2 separate regions of the Homo sapiens genome follow, and region 1 is linked to region 2. A link is a loop called in an ENCODE intact Hi-C map of the cell type or tissue named here. Cell type or tissue: gastrocnemius medialis. All regions are shown on one strand. Links, peaks and the distances in the headings refer to the core of each region. The heading gives the core; the rest is flanking DNA. Region 1 overlaps AVIL (advillin). Region 2 has its middle 30 kb from the start of GIHCG.

Evidence for each region. Hi-C counts contacts between places; a loop is a spot of excess contacts. Peaks named below come from ENCODE experiments on the same cell type or tissue, not always from the same donor. Only the 100,000 strongest peaks of a DNase experiment are listed, where the experiment ranks them.
Region 1: a loop joins it to region 2, with 7 times the contacts of the local background. A loop is called at or near these places in 64 of 110 quality-filtered maps.

What each region holds. Positions count from the first base shown.
Region 1 is chr12:57,797,237-57,808,248 of GRCh38, forward strand. It overlaps AVIL (advillin), which reads right to left. Exons shown (of 20, transcript NM_006576.4): 11 at 10,958-11,012; 12 at 10,354-10,491; 13 at 10,095-10,253; 14 at 9,124-9,303; 15 at 6,288-6,433; 16 at 6,011-6,155; 17 at 4,924-5,112; 18 at 3,908-3,976; 19 at 2,559-2,684; 20 at 144-759. The coding sequence ends at 646. TSFM (Ts translation elongation factor, mitochondrial) reads left to right here. Exons shown (of 6, transcript NM_005726.6): 6 at 1-351. It also overlaps the pseudogene RNU6-1083P. Among named protein-coding and RNA genes, the nearest start is that of AVIL, 16 kb to the right of the region's middle. In gastrocnemius medialis, for the core only: a CTCF peak has its summit at 6,244; no DNase peak of the experiment used is centred there; H3K27ac peaks cover 390 bases.
Region 2 is chr12:57,900,901-57,911,912 of GRCh38, forward strand. No RefSeq gene overlaps it. Among named protein-coding and RNA genes, the nearest start is that of GIHCG, 30 kb to the right of the region's middle. RefSeq lists an enhancer at 4,466-4,760. In gastrocnemius medialis, for the core only: a CTCF peak has its summit at 4,633 (motif pointing left); a DNase peak (open chromatin) is centred at 4,611; H3K4me3 peaks cover 382 bases; H3K27ac peaks cover 392 bases.

The sequences.
Region 1 (11,012 bases), core at 1,629-9,628, 100 kb before region 2:
AAACAGAAATTAGAGTAGTCCAGTTACCCAGAGAGCTCACTTAACATTGCCTCTTTACTTCCCCAGTACTGAAACATTTCTTCAAGTATAACATAAAATTACCGTAACAAGCAGACCCAGAATACTGAAAATAACTCCATTTGTTCATTATAGGTATCTTTATTTGAAAAGTGAAAAATGCTTTGACACATTACAGATCTGGGTATTTGGATTTTGCCTATGGAGTGCATATATGATTTCAATGATTTACAGGCTAAATAGATTTTAGAAATAATCATCTTAAAATTGAAAACAAAGGTAGGTCCTGGTATAATATTAAACATAAAGTTATTAAACATTTTAAGCATTGTTTTTTGGTTCTCTTTCTTTTGATTTCTCCAGATTTATGCAGTTTTAGTGCTTTCTGCTGAGGCTTTAGCTAGAGGGCCACAAAACCCAAAAACTATATGGTTAACATTTTAGGTATATAACAAGCAAGGAATGCAAGGATGAGAAAAAATGGAGAACATGCCGTGATTTGCAGACTCTATTATATCTAAATTAAGTAGCTGAATGTCAGGCAGAAATTGGTGGATAAATTATTTCCTGATATTGGCACTATCTGCTCTTTTCTGTGGCCTTGCAATAGGTATAGGCCTTCTTGCTTTAGAAAAGCCCCTTTTCTTTCTTCATTTGGAGCTGTTTCCAGCCAGGCAGAGCTGCAAATTGCCCTCTTGTGATGCCAAACACAGACACAAAGTCCTGTTCAGAGAGGTAATTCTAAGAGAGAAAACAAAGTTTCTAGTTAGAAGGAAGACATGACATCATTGCCAACAGAAGTTGAGGAAGTTGGAGCAAGAGGGAGTTCTAGGTGGATCCTTGAAGAGGGAAGTAGAATGAATTTCTCAGAAAGGCTGTTAAAGATTTAAATTATTCATTGGAGAGGTGTTCTTCAGGTCAGGGAGTCCCATTTTGGCCTGTGGCAGAAGCTTACTGGATTCACTGCTCTCACAGTGCCAGCAAGCGCCAGTTTCTTGCCAGAAGGCAATAAATGGGTTATGTATTAAGGATGAATTACAGACATCAAATTTTGGCAGAATGAAGAACTAAATTGAGCTATGGTTTTCCTTGTTTTCTGCCCGTAACTACCATTTTTACCCATAAATTTTCAAATGCATGATCGGGTGGATCTTATTGAGCATAAAATTCTTCTACACATTTACTTAATGATTTATTGAATATTTATATACAAGTAAAGATTATTAATATATGGGCTTTGCTTTCAAGAAAATTGTAGTCCAGATACTTGAGTTGACTAGATAAGACATTGTGGGAAATCCAGAGTCCAGAGTCTGTGCCTAAATCAACTTCTTCAAGGGGAAAAGAAATTTATTCTTTTCTTTTCTTTTTTTTTTTTTTGAGACAGATTCTTGCTTTGTGGCCCAGGCTGGAGTACAGTGGCACAATCTCGGCTCACTGCAACCTCTGCCTCCCGGGTTCAAGCAGTTCTCCTCCCTCAGCCTCCCAAGTAGCTGGGACTACAGGCACCCACCACCACGCCTGGCTAATTTTTGTATTTTTAGTACAGACGGGGTTTCACCATATTGGCCAGGCCAGTCTCGAACTCCTGACCTCGTGATCCACCCACCTCACCCTCCCAAAGTGCTGGGATTACAGGTATGAGCCACCGTGCCCGGCCAAGAAATTTATTCTTTTAACTCAAATATGTTAATTCATTCACGCAAAACTTAAGAATACTTGCTATCTGCTAGGCACTGTTGTAGGTGCAGAGAAGCTGAGAATATGATGGTGAGCAAGACAAACAAAGGTCCTTCCTTTTAAGGATATTACTAGAGGGGGAAATAGGCAATGAACAAGTATAAAGGGACTGGAGCAGGTATGGGAAGCAGTATTAGGGTGGTCAGGAAATGCCTCCCTGGGGAGGTGATATTAGAGCTGAGACCTACATGATGAGAAGGTGCTGGTGCTGTGATGATTTGGGAGAAGGATGTTTTTTCAGGCACGAACACTAGCAAGTGTAAAGGCTCAAAGGCTGGAATAAGCATGTTTTAAGGAACAGCAAAGCAGCCGCTGTACTGGCTGAAGGGTGGTGAGTGATGAGGGTATTGGTATATGAAATGAAATCAGAGAGCTAGGCAGGGGCCAGATTGTATAGGCCTTCACATTCTTTTTTTAAATGTAGTGGGAAGCTATTCCAGGTGTTTTAAACAGGGCCGTGCCATATATTTTAAAGATCTCTTTGGCTGTTGTGTGGGGAACGGATTGTAGGAACAGGTGGAAACCAGTTGGATTGTAGTAAGTAGTCCATGATAGCTGGACTAGACTAGTAGCAGAGAAATGGAAGAGGAGTGAACAGAAGCTAGCTGATAGACTGATGTAGGTGGAGAGAAAAGAATCAAGAAAGAACCCTGGTTTTTTTTGGTTTGAGTTCCTAGGTAGCTCAGATGTCCATTGAGCGGCTACAATGTGCCGGAGCTGTCCTAGGCCATTTGCTGAGCTGAGTTTTTTACTCACGGAGAGCTCCACTTCCAACAGACACAGTTCCTTCAGCCACTCACCTCCTTTTTGGCAGGGTTTACATCCTCAGGCAGCTCCTGATTCTGGTTTTTCAACAGAACTGCTATAGGGTAATATTTTGGCTCACTGTCATTAGAATTCAGGGAGAGGGTTGCATTCTTCATGTCCTAGGTAAGATAAGAATGTAGGCACAGGGAAAAGACTCCTCAGTGTCTGTGTGGTTACAGTTCTGAATGTGTATAATATTTAACATTTTGACTTATGCCACTTCACCCTCTGTAATCATCTTTGATAACAATGCTCCCCAAACCTGGCTGCATGTCAGAATCATCTGGGAATAGAAAATATTCAGATTTTGGGGTTGTTCTTGGGAAAGCTGATTCAGTAAGTCCAAGGCAAGTCCTGTATAGCTAGTTTGGCATACATCTTGTGTCTGGATCTCATTTGAATATTGGGATCACATACCTTCTCTTGGTACTTTTATTTAGCCCTGCATTTCCAGCCTTTAAATGACTTTAGGTTGTAGTCCTACTTAAATACAATTTAAAGATACTACATCAACATTAGCTTTGGAATCTGAGTTTGTAGAGCACAAAGGACAGAATTGCCAGATGGTTTGAACACCTGGTGCCATGCACTCCTCCTGAGGTTAAAGAACTGCTGGATTCCTGGCTAGAGGCTCCACTTCTTTTAACCATTAAAATAGGTGTAAATGGCCTAAGTTTCTGTGGACTTCACTGTCAGAAATGAATAAAAATGTCATTTGGGTTAGAAGCTTATTTCTGAAAAATACTGCCAATGACTTTAATCTCTCCTTAAACGGCAGAGTTGAATAATAAAACAAATATTCATTTTTTTGTTGTTGTGTTTTTGAGACGGACTCTCGCTCTGTTGCCCAGGCTGGAGTGCAGTGGTGCCATCTCAGCTCACAGCAACTTCCGCTTCCTGGGTTCAAGCAGTTCTCCTGTCTCAGCCTCCCGAGTAGCTGGGACTACAGGCGCATGCCACCACGGCCGGCTAATTTTCATATTTTTAGTAGAGACGGGGTTTCACCATATTAGTCAGGCTGGTCTCAAACTCCTGACCTTAGGTGATCCACCCGCCTTGGCCTCCCAAAGTGCTGGGATTACAGGCATGAGCCACCGCGCCCGGCCCCATTTTTGTTGTTTTTACACAGCAAGTCTGTTTGAAAATCTGGAAGTCAGGAAAATAAGGAACTTGGCTCTGAGACCTGCTTTTCTATTGATTACAAAAAGTCTTTACATCAAAACAGACAACTATGGTAATACTAAGGACATGAGTTTTGCCTGTGAGCATCTGTAGCATTTGTGTGTTCTCTGGCTCTGGTTGCCCATGTGGCTGGCTTCTCCCAAGAGCGAACCCGACTCACAGCAGTGATTCGCATGATAGCAGCAGCATCTCCCAGCTCTTCTTTTAATTGTTCATATGTTTTTCCTGCCTGAGAAGAAGAGAGAGAAAACACAGGATGAGGTCTTTCTTATAGGGGAGGGACATCTTAGGTCTGGTCTGTGTCTTCAGGAAAAGCAAAAGAGCCAGGGAGTCAGAAGACATTTCAAGGATAAGTAAAAATGAAAATCCCCCCTTTTGGGTCCATGCAGGCTTGAAAGGTGCTTAAACATAACGCACATTCTTTGATGGTAACCCCTCAGTCCTCCCAATAAGATTTAAGAAAGAGCAGTTGAAGGCCAGGCACAGTGGCTCATGCCTGTAATCCCAGCACTTTGGGAGGCTGAGGCGGGTGGATCACCTGAGGTCAGGGGTTCAAGACTAGCCTGACTAACATGGTGAAACCCCATCTCTACTAAAAATAGAAAAATTAGCTGGGCATGGTGGTGCATGCCTATAATCCCAGCTACTTGGGAGGCTGAGGCAGGAGAATTGCTTGAACCCAGGAGGTAGAGGTTGCAGTGAGCCGAGATTGTGCCATTACACTCCAGCCTGGACAACAAGAGCGAAATTCTGTCTCAAAAAAAGAAAAAAAAAAGTTGATTAGGAGTCAGGAAACCTGGCTTTCTGTTGATTAACTGTGACTTTAGACAAATGACTTATCCTCTTAGCTTCCTTATCAATAAAATAGGGAGCAATACTTCTACTGGCTATCAGGATTGTTGTAAAGATCAAAAAGATGATGTGTATGGATATACTTTATAAACTGTTTATACTTCACACTGCTTATTGCTGACACCTGCTGTGAATTGTCCACCTGGACTTACTGCTGTGGCAGGTGAAAAAGAGGAGAAAAGTAAAAGGCAGGGAGTGGGATGGGAGTAGGGAAATGAGGTCCTGGTTTCACTGAGCCGTGAATCAGTACTCCACCTTCCTGCCCACTGAGCTGTTCTGAGCTACCTGGCAGGAAGTTAGAGCTTCCCTACTCTCTTTTCTTACACTCCAAATGTTAGGGTCCCAGGCTAGGAACCAGCCTGTGAAGATGGGAGGCTCAAACCCCTGCTTAATGATCAGGATTGGTGTGTCGGGATCTCGGCCGCTGGGGTGAGTGTGCAGGTACTGCTGTGCTGTGGCAAGGGCACTCTCCTTCTCCGTGGCATTGGCCTCAGCCCCAATCCACAAGAACACCTGTTAAGGTGGAGATTTAATATATGTTACTGTGTTCATACCAAGGACTAAGTACTAGATCATACACATTACCCTATCTTTCCCCTTTCTTTCGTGAGCAATTCACAGCCTCAGAAAACTTTCTCAGCCTAATTTGTTCAGCAGAGAAAGGTTTTCCCAGAATCAGCTTGATGTTTATCATTTTAATTGCTATGTGTATCTTCCAGGTCTGCCTTTCCAAATTGGAGCTGTCTCTGAACTTCAGCTTCCTGAATCCAACTTCTTGCAGAACACCTCCTCTTGACTGCTCTAAGCACCTTAAAAATAACACCTTCAGGATGTAGCTCTTCTTTACTAAACTTGTATCTGAGTCTCCACTTTTGATAGGTGGTATCTATCTAGTCACCTAAGGCAGAAGCCTGAGAGTTTCCTAGAAACCCCCCATATCCAATGAGTCACCAGGGCTGACCAACTTTACCTCCTAAGCATTTGTCAAATCTGTCACCATCCCTCCATCCCTACTCCACTGCCCTTATGTGGGCCCACAGTAGCTCTTACTTGACCATGACAATAGTCTACTGACTGCCTTTGTTCCCCCAAAGGCCCATATCCTCTGCATGTGGAGTCCGTTGCTATTGATCCTAAGACTAAAATGATGATAGGATGATGATAGGATGGCTGGATTTTTCCAAAGCAAGGTGGGAAAATGCCCAGGATGGTGAGTTTCAAACATCATTCTCAAACATCACCCCTGGAAAAAAAACCCGGGCTTTCTTTTGGTCACTGCTGACAAAGGTTTGATTGAGCTGGGGATGGTCCAGGGCTACCCTGGGTTTATTCTAGGGTGGGGATACTACACAAAAACAACCCTTACTGTGGGAGTCTTTCTCATGTTCTGACTTCTGCAGCTGTGTCTTACCTGGTCCCAGGTATCTAGGAGCATCACGTCAGTAGGGTTCAGGTCATCCTGGGTGAAGTCTGTGATCTCAGTGACAACGAATTGGCCGGTCTTATTGGAACATTCAAAGAGACGAGACTGGACATCTAGGATTTCCTGCTGAAGTCTGCAATATAGTCCATTTAAGGGCATCAAGCTGCTTAGAAATGTTTTTAAAACTGAGGTTTTAGCCTTTGTGCAATTCACAAGCCTGGCAGGCAGGGGGAGCCCAGAAGAGGGGGAGGCTGTGTTCCCATACCTTTTATCATTGGCATAGGGAGTTTTCCCTCCCAGTAGGTCCCAGAACTCGGCTGGCTCCTGGCCCTCGGCCACAGTGTTCTCGCTGCCATCACAGAGAAGGCTGGCCAGCTCCTTAGCCATTGCCCGCTCATCCCCACTAGACCCCTGAGAGTGGGGCGAGGAGAGCACAGATGTTAGTTGCACAGGGGCACTTCGATGTGGAAAGAAAAGCATCTGAGACTAATAACTCAGTGTGCCAGGATCAGCTACCAAACCACAGTCCCTCAGCCTGGGAAGACAGACAAGTTTGTTCTAGTGCTGGGGAGTGGGGAGGAAAACAGTGTGGGGCAAAGAACAGGACTAGGCTTTGAAACCCACAGTGGGTGTTGGCAAAAGTCACCTTTGTTTCAGCTTCAGTTTGAATTTAGGCACCTACTTTTGATTTTTATTTTAGAGAAAAAATTTAAATTTATTTTTAAAAGTACATACAATAAAATATACTCTTTTGACATACAATTCTAAGAATTTTCACAAGCAGAATCATGTTACTACCACCACAATAAAGGCACAGAACAGTTTCTTCCTCAGTCCGTCCCAAAATTATCTGGGGTGCGACCCCTTTGGAGTCAAAGCCTCCCTGAATCCTTAACCTCTGGTAACCATGAATCTATTCTCCATCACTATAGTTTTGCCTTTTCCAGAATGCTGTAAGTGGAGTCATACAATATTTAGCCTTTCAGTCTGGCTTCTTTCTCTTAGCAGAATGCATATGAGATCTCTGTTGGGTTTACCAGCGCGCTGCTCATCCCTTTTTATTGCTGAGAAGTATTCCATCATGTGGATGTACTACTGTTTGTTTATCCATTTTCCAGTGGGGTTGTTTCTGATTATGAATAAAGGTGCTATAAACATTTGTGCACAGGTTTTTCTGTGAAGATAGTTTTTTGTTTTACTTGAGTAAATACCCAGGAGTAGGATTGCTGGATCATACGGTAAGTGTATGTTTAACTTTGTAAGAAACTGTCAGCTGGGCGTGGTGGCTCCCTACTGTAATCCCAGCACTTTGGGAGGCTGAGGCAGGTGGATCACCTGAGGTCAGGAGTTCGAGAGCAGCCTGGGCAACATGGCGAAACCTCGTCTCTACTGAAAATACAATTAGCTGGGTGTGGTGGCACACGCCTGTAATCCCAGCTACTTGGGAGGCTGAGGCAGGAGAATCACTTGAACCCAGGAGGCAGAGGTTGCAGTGAGCCAAGATCGCGCCACTGCACTCCAGCCTGGGCGACAGAATGAGACTCTGTCTCAAAAAAAAAAACAAAAAAAAAACTGAAACTGTCGAAATGTTTTCCAGAAGCTGTACCATTTGCAATCCTGCCAACAATGCATGAAAATTCCTGTTGCTCTGCATCCTTGCTCATATTTTATGTTGTCAATTTTTTTAACCATTCTAATAGATGTGTAGTGGTTATCTCATTGATTTTGATTTGCATCTCCCTAGTGACTAATGATGTTAAGCATCTTTTCCTGTTCTTTTTTGTAAAATAATTTTAGTGCATTTTATTTTATTTTGAGAGGGAATCTTGCTCTGTTAGCCAGGCTGGAGTACAGTGGCGCAATCTCGGCTCACTGCAACCTCCACCTGCCAGGTTCAAGCAATTCTCCTGCCTCAGCCTCCGGAGTAGCTGGGACTACAGGCGTGCACCACCATGCCCAGCTAATTTTTTGTATTTTTAGTAGAGGCGGGGTTTCACCATGCTGGCCGGGCTGGTCTCAAACTCCTGACCTCAGGTGATCTGCCTGCCTCAGCCTCCCAAAGTGCTGGGATTACAGGCGTGAGCCACCGCGCCCGGCCTTAGTGCATTTTAATCCACTATTGCAATATGAATTGACATCATATTTTGTGTTTTTGTTCTGTATTAGTGCCTGTCTGTTAGAGTCCACCAAATTCACATGGGAAGATTGACTTATCCAGCCTCCATCTGCATAGAAGTTTATGAGATTTCTGCTAGGTGTAAGCAGGGCTTTCAGTGAGTTTTTTTTTTTTTTGAGATGGAGTTTCACTCTTGTTGCCCAGGCTGGAGTGCCATGGCGCGATCTCGGCTCACCGCAACCTCCGTCTACTGGGTTCAAGCGATTCTCCTGCCTCAGCCTCCCGAGTAGCTGGGACTACAGGCGCATGCTGCCACACCCGGCTAATTTTTTTTGTATTTTTAGTAGAGACGGGGTTTCACTGTGTTAGCCAGGATGGTCTCGTTCTCCTGACCTTGTGATCCTCCTGCCTCGGCCTCCCAAAGTGCTGGGATTACAAGTGTGAGCCACTGTGCCTGGCTTTTTTTTTTTTTTTTTTTTTTGAGACGGAGTCTCACTCTGTCGCCCAGGCTGGAGTACAGTGGTACAATCTCGGCTCACTGCAACCTCCGCCCCCTGGTTCAAGAGATTCTTCTGCCTCAGCCTCCTGAGTAGCTGGGACTATGGGCGTGTGCCACCATGCCCAGCTAATTTTTGTATTTTTAGTAGAGATGGGGTTTCACCATGTTGGCCAGGCTGGTCTCGAACTCCTGACCTCGTGATTTGCCTGCCTCAGCCTCCCAAAGTGCTAGGATTACAGGGATGAGCCACCGTGCCCAGCTTTTTTTTTTTTTTTTTTTTTTTAATATCAAACGCTTCATGAATTTGCATGCCATCCTTGCACAGGGACCATGCTAATCTTCTCTGTATCATTCCAGTTTTAGTATATGTGCTGCCAAAGCAAGCACTCCAGCCTACTCTAGGTCCTTTGACCTTGCTGACAGGAGGAGGGGAGTGCAGGTCTGGGCTCCGAGGGGCTGGTCTGACCCGGGGCCCAGCCATCCTACCTTGCCATACCACAGGTAGTGCTCTGCCTGAGTTCGCAGCAGAAAGACATCATTGGAGTTTAGGGAGGAGGCAAAGGCTGGAACTTCCACTGCTTTGGTGTTAGATTTGTCATTTCCATGAATTTGGAAGAGTCTTACTGGAGGGTCAGGCTCGGCATTTCCCTTCCTGGAAGTCCCACCCTAGAGAGAAGAAAAGCAGAGTCCAGATCTAAGGAGCACCATGTGAGCAGAGTGCTAGAGGAGCTGTTGTGGGAAACGTGAATGTTATAGTATTATGTTTGCCCTTGAGGAGCTTCTAGACTCACTGGAAAGGGTCAGGGTAAGCTGGAGTTATGTCACCGATAACAACAACTTTCATCCTGAGAACTTTATCATATTCCAGGCTCTGTGACTGGTGCTTACCTACATCATTTCATTGATCCTCATTATAACTCTTATGAAGTAGATGTTATTATTCCATAGTACAGATGAGGAAACTGAGACTTGGAAACTTGACTAGTAAATGACAAGGCTAGGACTTGACCCCAGACTTGTGTGATATCAAGCATGTGCCATTACGCATTGCTTGGTAGTGCTTCAGCCAGGGCTTCATGGAAGAAGTGGGACTTGAATTTGAAAGAGCACATCTGAAGCAGGAGGGGTATGGTATGGTACACGTGAGGTCTAATGAAGAGACCCACCTGACTGGAGTGGAGGGTGCAGGTTAGGGAGCTGAGGGTGGTGCACCTGCATAGGTAATATGGGTCAGGTTATGAAAGACCTTGAACATAATTTAGATAGTGGTTCAGACTTGAAGCCCTAGGCAGTTGGGATTCACTTGACTGTCTTAGAGGGATTAACCCCCTTCTTCCTCTGTCTAATCCAAGCCTGACTCCCTACCCCACCCCTCCTCTGCTCTCCAATAGTCCTGTGCTGGTTTGTTAGTTTGGAACGTTCCAGCTCATGGTGTAATTTTATCAGAGCATCCTCACCTCAAAGATAACTAGCTTCCCTTTGAAGATGGCCATGAAGTGGCGTGGCTCCGTTCCCATCCTGACTCGAACCTGCACAGCAGCCCCATCAAACTGCCGATCCACCTCCACTGCCTGGTATGCTGAGGCTGCCAGCTCATCCTGTGAGGCGTGGCGGCCCTGCAATGGTGAGAGGCCATGAAGGACCCATGCTCCCCGCCCCAGCCCAGTGGCCAGAGGACACATCAGGATCCAAAGCTGAAGCCTGTGCCAGGCCTACCTGCCAGATGTACAAGATGTGATGTGGCTTCCCATTTACCTCGTATGTGTAGAGGACCAGATAACAGTCTCCCCCATAAAAGAAGCCATACCATTGATACTCCACAGGGACCAGCTCCAGGTTCTCAATTCTCCAGACCTGGGCATAGAAGGAGACACCGTTTTCCAGAGATGGGGGTGCTGAGAGGGGCTAGGCCACACTAAAGAGAGAATCCAGGTGGGAAAGGTGCTGACGTTTACTCCATGTTCCCTTTCTCCCTCTGGTTCTCTCCCAGTGCTGAGGACTCATCACATTTGCATGATTTGAATCGTGAGATGAACTGGGCCATCCTGTTCAGGAGCATCCCATCATGGCTCGGTCTTTGCAAGGCTGAGCAATGATTTGAATATATCTTCCAGGTGAGATATTGATAGCACATTTGAGGATGTGCCTTTCACTACCCTGAAAACTCTACAGACTCACAAGACTCTTAAAGAAGACTCCTGAGGTGCCGGAGGGGAAAGGGAAAGCAAAGCAGACACAGAATCACCTGCACCCCTGCCCCCAGCAGGACAGCCATGAAGGCCAGTGCTGTCTGCCCTGACATTTGAATCATTGGGCTTACCTCAACTTTTCCGTTGCCATCATCGACCATTCTTTCCTGGGCAGCTACCTCTGGC
Region 2 (11,012 bases), core at 1,331-9,330:
ACACCTGTAATCCCAGCACTTTGGGAGGCTGAGGTGGGCAGATCACATGAGGATCAGGAGTTCGAGACAAGCCTGCCCAACATGGTGAAACCCTGTCTCTACTAAAAAAATACAAAAATTGGCTGGGCGCAGTGGTTCACGCCTGTAATCCCAGCACTTTGGGAGGCCGAGGCGGGCAGATCACGAGGTCAGGAGATTGACACCATCCTGGCTAACACGGTGAAACCCCTTCTCTACTAAAAATACAAAAAAATTAGCCGGGCGTGGTGGCGGGTGCCTGTACTCCCAGCTACTCGGGAGGCTGAGGCAGGAGAATGGCAAGAACCCGGGAGGCAGAGCTCGCAGTGAGCCGAGATCATGCCACTGCACTCTGGCCTGGGCGACAGAGCGAGACTCCATCTCAAAAAAAAAAAAAAAAAAAAAAAATGAGCTGGATGTGGCAGTGTGAGCCCGTAATCCCAGCTACCAGCTACTCCAGAGGCTGAAGCAGGAGAATTGCTTGAACCCAGGAGATGGAGGTGCAGTGAGCCGAGACTGCACCACTGCCCTCCAGCCTGGGTGACAGAGTGAGACTCTCTCAAAAAAAGAAAAAAAAAAAAGGAAAAAAAAAAAAAGTCTTTCCAAAGTGGTTATTGTAATTTACACTCTTATCCACAGTCAGTTACTCCACCTCCTCACCATCACTTGCTGTTGTCAAACTTTTAATTTTTGTGGAATTGATTGGTGTGAAATGCTTTCTTGTTGTGGTTTACATTTCTCTGATTACTAGTGAGGTTAGGCATCTTTTCACATATTTTATTTTTTTGCTATACGTATCTCTTCTTATGATAATTACCTTTGCCCATTTTCTTCTTTTGGAGTGCTTGTCCTTTCCATATTGATTATAGAATTCCATTAAATATTATGCTTACTAGTCTGTTATCAGTTAAATGTTTTGCAAATATCTTTCCCATCTGTTGATTCTTTTCACTTTTTTTTTTCTTGAGACGGGGTCTCAGTCTGCTGCCCAGGCTGTAGCACAATGGTGCGATCACAGCTCAGTGCAGCCTCGAACTCTTGGGCTCAGGTGATCCTCCTGCCTTGAGCTGGGAATACAGGCATACACCACCATGCTTGGCTATCTTTTCACTTTTAAAACGAGTGGACTTTTGATGAACAGAAGTTGATGTAATATAGTTGAGTTTTGTATTTAAATTTTTTATATTGTTAATTGCTCAGCTTGTACTTCTGTCAATAGTGTATAAGAGTGCCTGGTTTTCCACACTGCTGCCAACACTGGGCCTGAATGATTTTAATTTTTGTTAATCTGATAGGTGAAAATGGTGTCTCACTGTTTTGATCTGTCTTAATTATGGGTAAGCTTGAGCATATTTTCACAGGCTACTGGCCTTTTACATTTCTTTTTCTGTTTTCTTCATTTTTCTATTGAGTAGTTTGCTTTTTCCTAATTGATTTGTGAAGGCTTTCTGAATAGTAAAGAAATATACCCTGTTTCTGCTGTGTGTGTGGCTACATGCTGCATGTGTATCTCCTCACTGCAAGCCATTGATGATGGAACTAGAAAAACCTGAGCCTCTGTACCACATTTGCCCTCTTTAGCCCTTGAACACTAGCTGTGTTGCACAAGAATGTAAAAAGCTGCAATTGGAGGCTTTGTGGAAGTGGCAGGAGGAGCAATGTAGTTCTGTGTAAGTAGGAGCAATAGGGTAGGGAGTGTGTACACTGTGGAAGCCCATCTTCTATTAAAGGGTAAAACAAACAGAGACGGGAGAGAAAGTTTGAGTTGGAGCAATAGGAATGTGGCCTGCATTCTCATTTCTTAAGTGAAACGTTACTAATGCCCTGGTGAGGAATTCTGAAGTGCCTTGTGTAGCTTGGCTGCCCTTGGCTGGTGGTGAGAGTGGTGGAATGGAATAGTTCTGAGGGTCTGGCCTGTACCAGGCATGCAGCCCTGATGGAGGCTCAAGAAAGCTGACTTGCTCCAGGTCACAGGGCTGTCAGTGGCCAAGCTTGGATTCAACTCTGGGACTAGCTCGCTCTTCAGCCCTGTTGTCTGCAGCATACTAATGGTTCTACCATGATTAGTCTCAATTAGGGGAAGGCTTGGCTTTTATAAGGAGATTTGTCAGGAAAGCCTCATAACAAAAGAGTCAAATTAGAACATATTTTAAATAGATTGCCATCTCAACAGTGAAATTTCATATTTCTATGTTTTAATGTCAATAATTGGCTTAAATAGTCCCTCTTGGAGAACACAGGTAAATTAACAGTAATTATAATTGGGCTCTATTGAAAAAGAGCAATAGACTTAATAGTCCTGTTCATGCCTGAAAGAATGTTCAATGGAGAAACCAGCCAAGATTCCATTTTTCCCTGTCTTGCATTCAGTACAATTTGGATGACATTAAGCTTTCTCTTCACTCATTTACTCATCCAACAACTGCTTACCACATTCACATTCTGTGCCATTTTGTTAAGAGCTGAAAGAGTGGTGAACAGACCTAGGGCCTGCCCTCACAGAGCCTACAGTCTAGTGAGAGGGATAATCAATAAACAAGTAAACAAACAAAAAACAGCTGTTGTAAGTGCTGTGAGGGACATACACACGTGCTGCGACAGAGAATAATATGGGATTGACTTTAGTGGGCAGGTCAGGGAAGGTCACACACATTCTGTGGGTGATTGGGTACTAACATTTATTTTGGAGTTAAAAATACCTCCTACAGGTCTTTTGCTGCAGTGATGCCAGCGGGAGCATCAGGAGCTTGGGCTCAGAGCAGGACGCCTCGGATTGTTTTAAGAAAATGGCAGACGAACTGGGCATGGAGGAAATCGCTAGCTTTCATAAGGCCAAGCTAAGGAAAATGGGGATGCAGAACACCCTGCCAACCAACCCAAGAGACTGCTGAGCAGGAGAAGCGGTGTGAGACTTCCTAAGAGCCTGGAGGATTCCCGACCCCATCATCTTCCAGACTCCAGCTGCCATGTGGAAGAAGCTGATTATAGCAGGGTTTTTTTTTTTTTGCCATGCCATGAGGTGTGTTTTATTTTCAATAATCATACAATAATTTTCTATAATGGAAAATCATACAAATAATTTTCTATAATGAAAATAATACAAATAATTTTCTGTAATGAAAATTAATACAAATAATTTTGTATTAATCATACAAATAATTTTCATTAAAGAACATTATTTGCACGATTACTGAAAATAAAAAACACCTCATGACATGGCCAAAAAAACCCCCAAAAATCTTCCTATAATCAGCTTTGATATAAACAGTTTTCTTTTAACTGAGGAGAAAGCACCAGTATACAAAGAAGAAAAGCAGGGTGTGCACTTTTTTTCTTCTGGGGTCTACAAAATAAAAATAGCCATGAGGCTCCCTGGATAGTTTTTCTTGCTGATTGCAAACACCAGATACCCCGAGTGCAGTCTTTTCATGCAATCTGGATGTGCATCCTGGTTTTTCACGGAAATTTCTTCCTTGGGGTAAAAGATGACCACCCATATTTAATGGGAGGGCCCAAAAGCATTTAAGGGGAATATAAATTCCAGAGGTCTATCCAGAACTAACATGAAAAGCTCCTCTCTTGAATTTGCTGCCCATCAAGGCAAAGCATCTTCCTTGAAGCAGGTTTGAAGGATTTGCTTCCTCATCTCGCCTCCTCTTTTCGCACCTGCCAGTCCACAAGGGCTTGGGTGACAGCACCTGGCCTACACACTTTTCTAGGCACAGCAAAACTGTCCCCTACACGGATTTTCTTTAGTTCACAAACACATCTCCTCTCATTTTGGTTGTTTGAGCCACGGTGAGAATGCTGGGCTTTCAGGAATATAATTTGATGATGAAGGGATTCACCCTCTCTGCCCAGGACTTTTTTTTTTTTTTTTTTTTTTAAGATGAAGTCTTGCTTTGTCGCCCAGGCTGGAGTGCAGTGGCACCATCTTGGCTCACTGCAAACTCCGCCTCCCCGGTTCAAGCGATTCTCCTGCCTCAGCCTCCTGAGTAGCTGGGATTACAGGCGCCCACCACCACGCCCAGCTAATTTGTTTTGTATTTTTAGTAGAGATGGGGTTTCACCATGTTGACCAGGCTGGTTTGGAACTCCTGACCTCAAGTGATCCACCCGCCTTGGCCTTCCAAAGTGTTGAGATTACAGGCGTGAGCCACCGCGCCCGGCCTGTCCAGGACTTTTTGAAGGGGTTTTGTTTGTTTTGCTTTTAGGTATGTCTATTTGTTATTTTCTTAATAAAAACACCACTAGCGGCCAGGTGCGGTGGCTAACGCCTGCACTCCAGCCTGGGTGACAGAGACCCTGTCACGAAAAAAAAAAAAAATCTAAAGAAAGCCTCTCTTTCTAGCCAATGTTTAAAAGCTCTCAGTGTTGCTCCTCTCTCTTCCTACATTTCCTCTTCCTAAGCAAAGTAACATAAAAACTCTAGACAATTGGCAGGTATTTGTGTGTTCACCTGTGGGAGAGAGTTCACTTTTCAGGGAGCGGGAATAAAGGAAAACGATTGTCGAGTGCACGTGATTTAAATTAAGTCCTGGCCTCCATCAAAGTGGTGTTGGGAACCATCTGGTGGCCAGAAAGGTTTTAACACAGGCCAGGGCTCCCTGCTGTCCTCTCGTGGCAAGAGGTGGTATGACGCCCTAGGTAGGAATCCTTGCCCTGCGTTGTTCAGGATTACAGAAAAGATACAGATCAGGAAGGAAGGCAGTTAAAGTCAACGTTTACTTAATGCCCTAAAGCAGATGGGGCTCCGGGAGGAGCCAGGACAGCACCGACGCTGGCATGGTATCTGCAGTTACTGCCTGCTGCCCACAGGAGATTGACAAAAACCCCAAATATGACAATCCCAATTCATAATTTTGGGTGGAGCGGGGTGGAGTTTTATGACATATTCTCAATTAAAAATATCTTTATCCTGTTTTTGAATCATAGAATTTTAGAGCTGGAAAGGATCTTAGAAATGAGTCAATAAAATTTTATTGAGTTTTTACTATGTGCCTCTGTACTACGTGCTGTTAGGGACTTAAGGATGAATTAGATATGAATAAGCCCTGTCCTCAAAGAGTTAAAGGTGTAGCAGAAAAGTCATACAATAAAGCGAGTAAATGCCATGTAATGTGGTAGGTGCAATAACATTGGGAGAGCATGCGATACTGTGAGGACAGATGTCAGAATGGCCCCCTCTACCTGAGGTAAGTGAAGGCTTAAAAGAGAGGAGCTAGCACCTGACTTGTGTCTCAGAGAATGAGGAGTTTTCCAGGTAGGTGGGTAAGGGTGGGGATCAGAGAGGGAGGCCCAGGCAGTTGAGAAGCACACGCAGGCAGGTGGGACATTGCATTCGGCTGTAGCATATGGTATGAGGTAGGTAGCAGATGCTGCATAAATCCTTGCCGAATGAATGCATCTATGAATGATGATGGTGGGAATGGTGAGAGAGGAGGATGAAGAGGTTATGGGGGGTGGGGTGCAGGTCATAACACTAAGGAATTTGAACGTCATGCTAGAAGAGGTGAGGGAGGGTGTGGGTGGAGGGCCTTTGAAGGATTTAAGCAGAGGAGTGACATGATCATATTTATATTTTAAAAACAATTTTGGCAGCAGCGAGAAGGAGGCCGATAACTAATTAGTAGGCTACTGAAATAACCCAGTGAGTGATGATGAAATCCTAAGGCGGAGAAATGGGAACATTGAGGAAAGCATGGATTTGAGTACTGTTGGGAATACAGAATCGGTAGAGGCAATGAAAGAGAGAGAAGGGTCTAGGATGGCTGCCACCCAGAGTTTTGGCATGGGGTCTGCGTGGAGCAGATTTTGACAGGAAGGTAAAGAACATAGTGGTGGTGTTTGTGGCACCTCCAGGTCGATGTCTAGAGGGTATCTGAATACATGGGTCTGGGTTTAGGATCACAAAACTGAATGAAGGAAACCTGGAGAGTGTGTGGAGTGTGTGACCAGTGGGGAAAGTGGAGGATGAACTCTGGTGACCAAAGGATGGGTGGGGAGGGGCAGAAGAGGAGCTAGGAGAGGAGGAGAACCGAAGGGGAAACTGGCCTGGGGAGGTGTCCTTAAAGGGTCAGCCAACACTGGGCGAGAGTCCACCTAACAGGATCAGAAGCCTTGGCCAGATGGAATTGCTCTTGTGTTTTCTGCACCATGTGTTTGCTTATTTATTTGTTCAATGCTTGTCTTCATATTTAGTAAAAGGTTTTTCTTGTAACAGCACCCCTCTCTGCCCCAGGTTTCTGTTCCGTAGATGGAGGCTGGTCACAGTTAGAGTTGGAGTGGGCTCCCTGCCTCCGGGCCTCTCCCTTGCAACCCCTCTCCCACTGTGATCTCACTGGCTTGGCTCACATGTAGTTCTGATCACTTTTCCCCGTCACAATTGTTCATTCTCACTTTCTTAGTCTCCTTCTCTCAGGGCTCCCCACTGCCTGCAGAGTAGCTCTCAAGCCTTGCATTCAGAGCCCCTAAAATCTGATCCCAACTTTTTCTTCCTGCTTGAGCTCGGAATTCCTCCACTCACTTCCCCCAAGCCAGAGCCTCAGGCACACTGGAGCTCACTTCCCCTACCTCTGTGTCATCACCCGAATTCCTTCCATCCTTTAAGGTCAAGATCAAATAGTCCTTCTTTCAACCTTCCCTGATTCTTTTAGCCCAAACCATTTTAAAAAATCACTTTTCTGAACTTCTACAGCACTTAACATATTCTCTATACTTTTGTAGTAATTTAGAATCCATTTTATTTTCTCTAACCCTGTTCAGGTAAAAGGGTCTTGTATTACATTCCTTGTTTTCTCTCAAGAGCCTAATAAAATGTCCAGCACATATACAGGTACTCAATGAATATTAAAAAACAATTGAGTCAGGTGCAGTGGCTCATGCCTGTAATCTCAGCAGTTTGGGAGGCCAAGGTGGGAAGATCCTTGACGCCAGGAGTTTGAGACCAGCCTGGACAATATAGGGAGACCTGGTCTCCACAAAAAATTTAAAAAATTAGCCAGGTATGGTGGCATGTGCCTGTAGTCCCAGCTACTCTGGAGGCTGAGGTGGGAGGATTGCTTGAGCCCAGGAGGTTGACATTGTTGTGAACTATAATTGCTCCACTAGACTCCAGCCTGAGTAACAGAGCAAGAGCCTGTCTCAAAAAGTAAAAAAATCGATTACCGAGAAATCCTTAGGAAATAATTTAAATGGGAGAAGCAGCAATTAATATGTTTTTCTAAACTAGAAATAAAGGGTTGAAGCAGAAACATAATATGAAGAGGCACTGGGAGGAATCGGGAGGTAGGAGGCAGAGTCTGAGGCAGAGCTTGGGTACCTGCAGAACTGCAGAAAAGGACTAAGAGGTAGATTCTGGGGCTACCAAAGGGCAAGACACCCAGGATTGGGTCTGAAGATGGTTAATATGTGGGTCAAACCTAAAGCAACCCTCTGTTAAGGCACGATGATATATAAGTCGTGGCAAGCAAATGTTGAGTACTTAACTATTTATGGAATTTACCTGGTTTGAGTGTAGTCTGTGTTCCCCATCTGCATCCACCATAGTAATTGAAAGCCTTAGGTTATATAAATTTAGCACCTACATGTCAAGCGCGGCGATGGGTACTTCTCATCCATTCTTTCTGAACCTTAATCTTTCAAGATGGGTACTGTTATTATCCAGTTTCTATAGGTGGGAATATGAAGTTCAGTGAGCTTCAATATCTCACCCAGGGCCACAGAGCTAATAAGCGATATAGTGTGTCAACTGACTTCTCACCCTTGTGGCTCCCGCGGCTGAGGTAGGCTGGATGGGGATGGGGCTAGGAATGACGTATGAGTGGGCTGAGGCCTGTGGATGCTGTGGGGAACTGTGATGAGGTGAGGCAGGGCTGATCCAGGCTTCGTGGGGCTGAAGCTTTTACAATTTGGCAGGAGGGTGCTTTAATAAAAAACATGCTAAATTAGGTACAAAAGTACCTATTTAGGTACTTATTTAGGATGAGACAATAAATCACAAACAAATTATTGATGCTTTGGGGAACCAGAATCCTTTTTCCTAATACCCTTTTAGGCAATTTACCAAAATTGCTCATGCAGAAATGCTTTGTGATTGCAGCCTGGCTTCCCCTCTCCACCTAGACCCCTTCACAGCTCCCAGCAACTTTCAACACTCCTAGGGGCCTTGAAAGTGAGGGGCCGTGAAGCTGAAGTTTCATTAGCTTCACTGTGAGTCCACACTTGGAGGTGACTGAGGAATGTGGCAGAGATCAGAAATGGGAGAGAAGGGTTGAGGGGAGGATGTGCATTGCACACACCACCTGATGATGAACAATGAAAGGGCTGGGGAGAGAGGGAGAAAAGAACTGATGTCGGTTTTCAGACCTTATTGAAAAATGGTCCCACATCAAAACAGCCGCATGACAATGTGATGTCCCTCTTTCCACTGTGGCAAGCGCCAGTAGGTGAGCAAATATTGTGCTGAAGAGGCCTGCCTTCCTTGTCTGTGGTGCCAAGGAGGTGTTGGCTTAATGATGGGCACACCTGAAACTTTGAGTTTTAAAAATGAAACGGTCTATCAGCAACAAATTTTTTTCTTTTTATTGCAACCACGCATAGCAGAAATAGTTGCATGTGTGTGCATGTATGTGTGTGTGTGTGTGTGAGAGAGACAGAGAGAGAGAGAAAGATCGTCTATACTGGTGAATATAAGTATTCTCAATATCTTTTTACATTTGACCATTTCTCTAAAAAATTAGGATACTTTGAGGAATTAGCTAGGAAGTCTATAACAATTTCCTTTATAAAGAAGACAGTTAAAGAATGTCTAGGCCAAGAAGCCTGGGCCGTCTCCCTGTAATGCAACCTCCTTCCTTGTTTGTCTGTGAGCTTCATCACAGGCAGCTCCGCAGTGCTCTCCTGGAGACCCGTGTGTGGAGCCAGGGGCTGTGGGTCTGGCACAGAAGGTGAGTATCCTAGGAGGGAAAGGGATGAACGATAGTCCCCAAGATAAAATGAAGTAAGTGGGGTCAATTGCTGCTGCTAAGAAGAAAAAAAGAGGAGGATGGAGGTTAAGTAGAAGTATTTAATTAGTATTGGACACACTTTAATTGCAATTCACGGAAATTTAGTAACAAATTCCTTTTGCAGTTTAATACATTTTGCAAATTTTTTTTTTTTTTGCACTAAGATTATTATGGAAGGGTTACTGCTGAACAGTCACTAGCAATTTAGAGTAAATTGTTCTTTGGATCCCTCCCAGGCCATCACTGAGGAACTTTATTTTTAACTGGGAGGAAAGGTGGAGAGATGGTGGTCACAGCCTGGCCTGAGGGGCAGGAGGAGTGGGTGCGACTGGGGCCCAAGTTCATTGAATCTTTAGGTGAGGGGCTTGGGTGATAGTTCAATAATTAGTAATTAAAAGAAGACTTAGGAAGCTTTTGAGGACAAACATTGCCTCATGATGTTTGCTGAGGGATTCCCATTATGGGGGCTAGTGATCGGCCTCACCCACTCTGTGCTTGGAACAGAGCAAATGGCACAAACATGGGTAGAAAGGTGTGATAGGCAGAATAGTGGCCCCCCAAAGATGTCCAAGCCCTAATCCCTGGAATCTGTGAAAATGTTAAATCACATGGTAAAAGAAATTTTGTGGGCTAGGCATAGTGGCTCACTCCTGTAATCCCAGCACTTTGGGAGGCTGAGGCAGGTGGATCACTTGAGGCCAAGAGTTTGAGATAAGCCTGGCCAACATGGTGAAACCCCGTCTCTATAAAAAATACAAAAATTAGCCCGGCTTGATGGTGCACATCTCTATTCTCAGCTACTCAGGAAGTTGAAGCAGGAGAATCGCTTGAACCTGGGAGGCAGAGGTTGCAGTGAACTGAGATCATACCACTGCACACCAGCCTGGGTGACAGAGGGAGACTCAGTCTCAAAAAAAAAAAAAAAAAAAAAGAGACTTTGCAGAGGGAATTAAGATCATGAACTGAAAATAGGAAGATTATCCTAGATTATCCAGATGGGCGTAATGTGAATCATAAGAGCCTTTAAAAGTGGAGAGAAAGGCAGAAGAATGAGTTAGCGAGGTGAGACAGAAGAAGAGGCAGGAGAGACTCGAAGTGTGGGAAATACTTAAAGTCTGGCTTTGAAGATGGAGGAAGGGGCCAGGGGCCACGAACGTGGCAGCCTCGAGAAGCTAGGGGCAGCCAACGACAGTGAGCAAGGACATGGGACCTCAGTCTTACAACCATGAGGAGGTGAATTCTGCCTGAAACCCGAAGGAGCAGGGAAATGGACTCTCCCTTAGAACCTCAGGAAGGAAAAGCCACCCTGCTGACACCTTAAATTTAGCCTGATGAGACCATGAGACCACGTCAGACTTCTGACCTATAGAACTGTAAGATAACACATTTGTTTCAAGTTGCTAAATTTGTGGTACTTTCTGCAGCAATAGAAAACGAATACAAAAGGTGGAACACGACTTAATTCCTTATATTCATGGTCCTTCACTTTTTGAGGGTCATAGGCCCCTTTGAGAACCTGGCGAAAGCCAGCGATCTTCTATCTAGAAAAATTCACATCCGCACAAAACTTTGAATACAGCTTTGAGAGATTCATGAATTCACCAGAGCACACCTCATGGACCCAGGGTGAAAACATTTGCAGATGATAAAAAGGCAAAAGGTATGTTCAGAAGAGACAAGCGGGTAAAATGAGGCTTCCTAGGGATAGCATTGTTATCTCCCACCAAAGACTCTCATAGTACTCAGGAGAACACTTAGCTGGGTTGCACTGAACAGATTCAATTTTAATAAAATGAATTTCTAGACACTGAAGCTGAAAGGCAACCATCTCAGCCTGATCTTTTCCTGATGGACTCCTTGGAATGAGGCCACATTGTTGAGTAGAACAGTCAGTCTTTATGAGATAGCTACTGATATCTACTGATTTGAGAAAATCACTCTGAAAAATTAAAATGTAAAAATTACTAAGAAGGGGTATTGATTTTA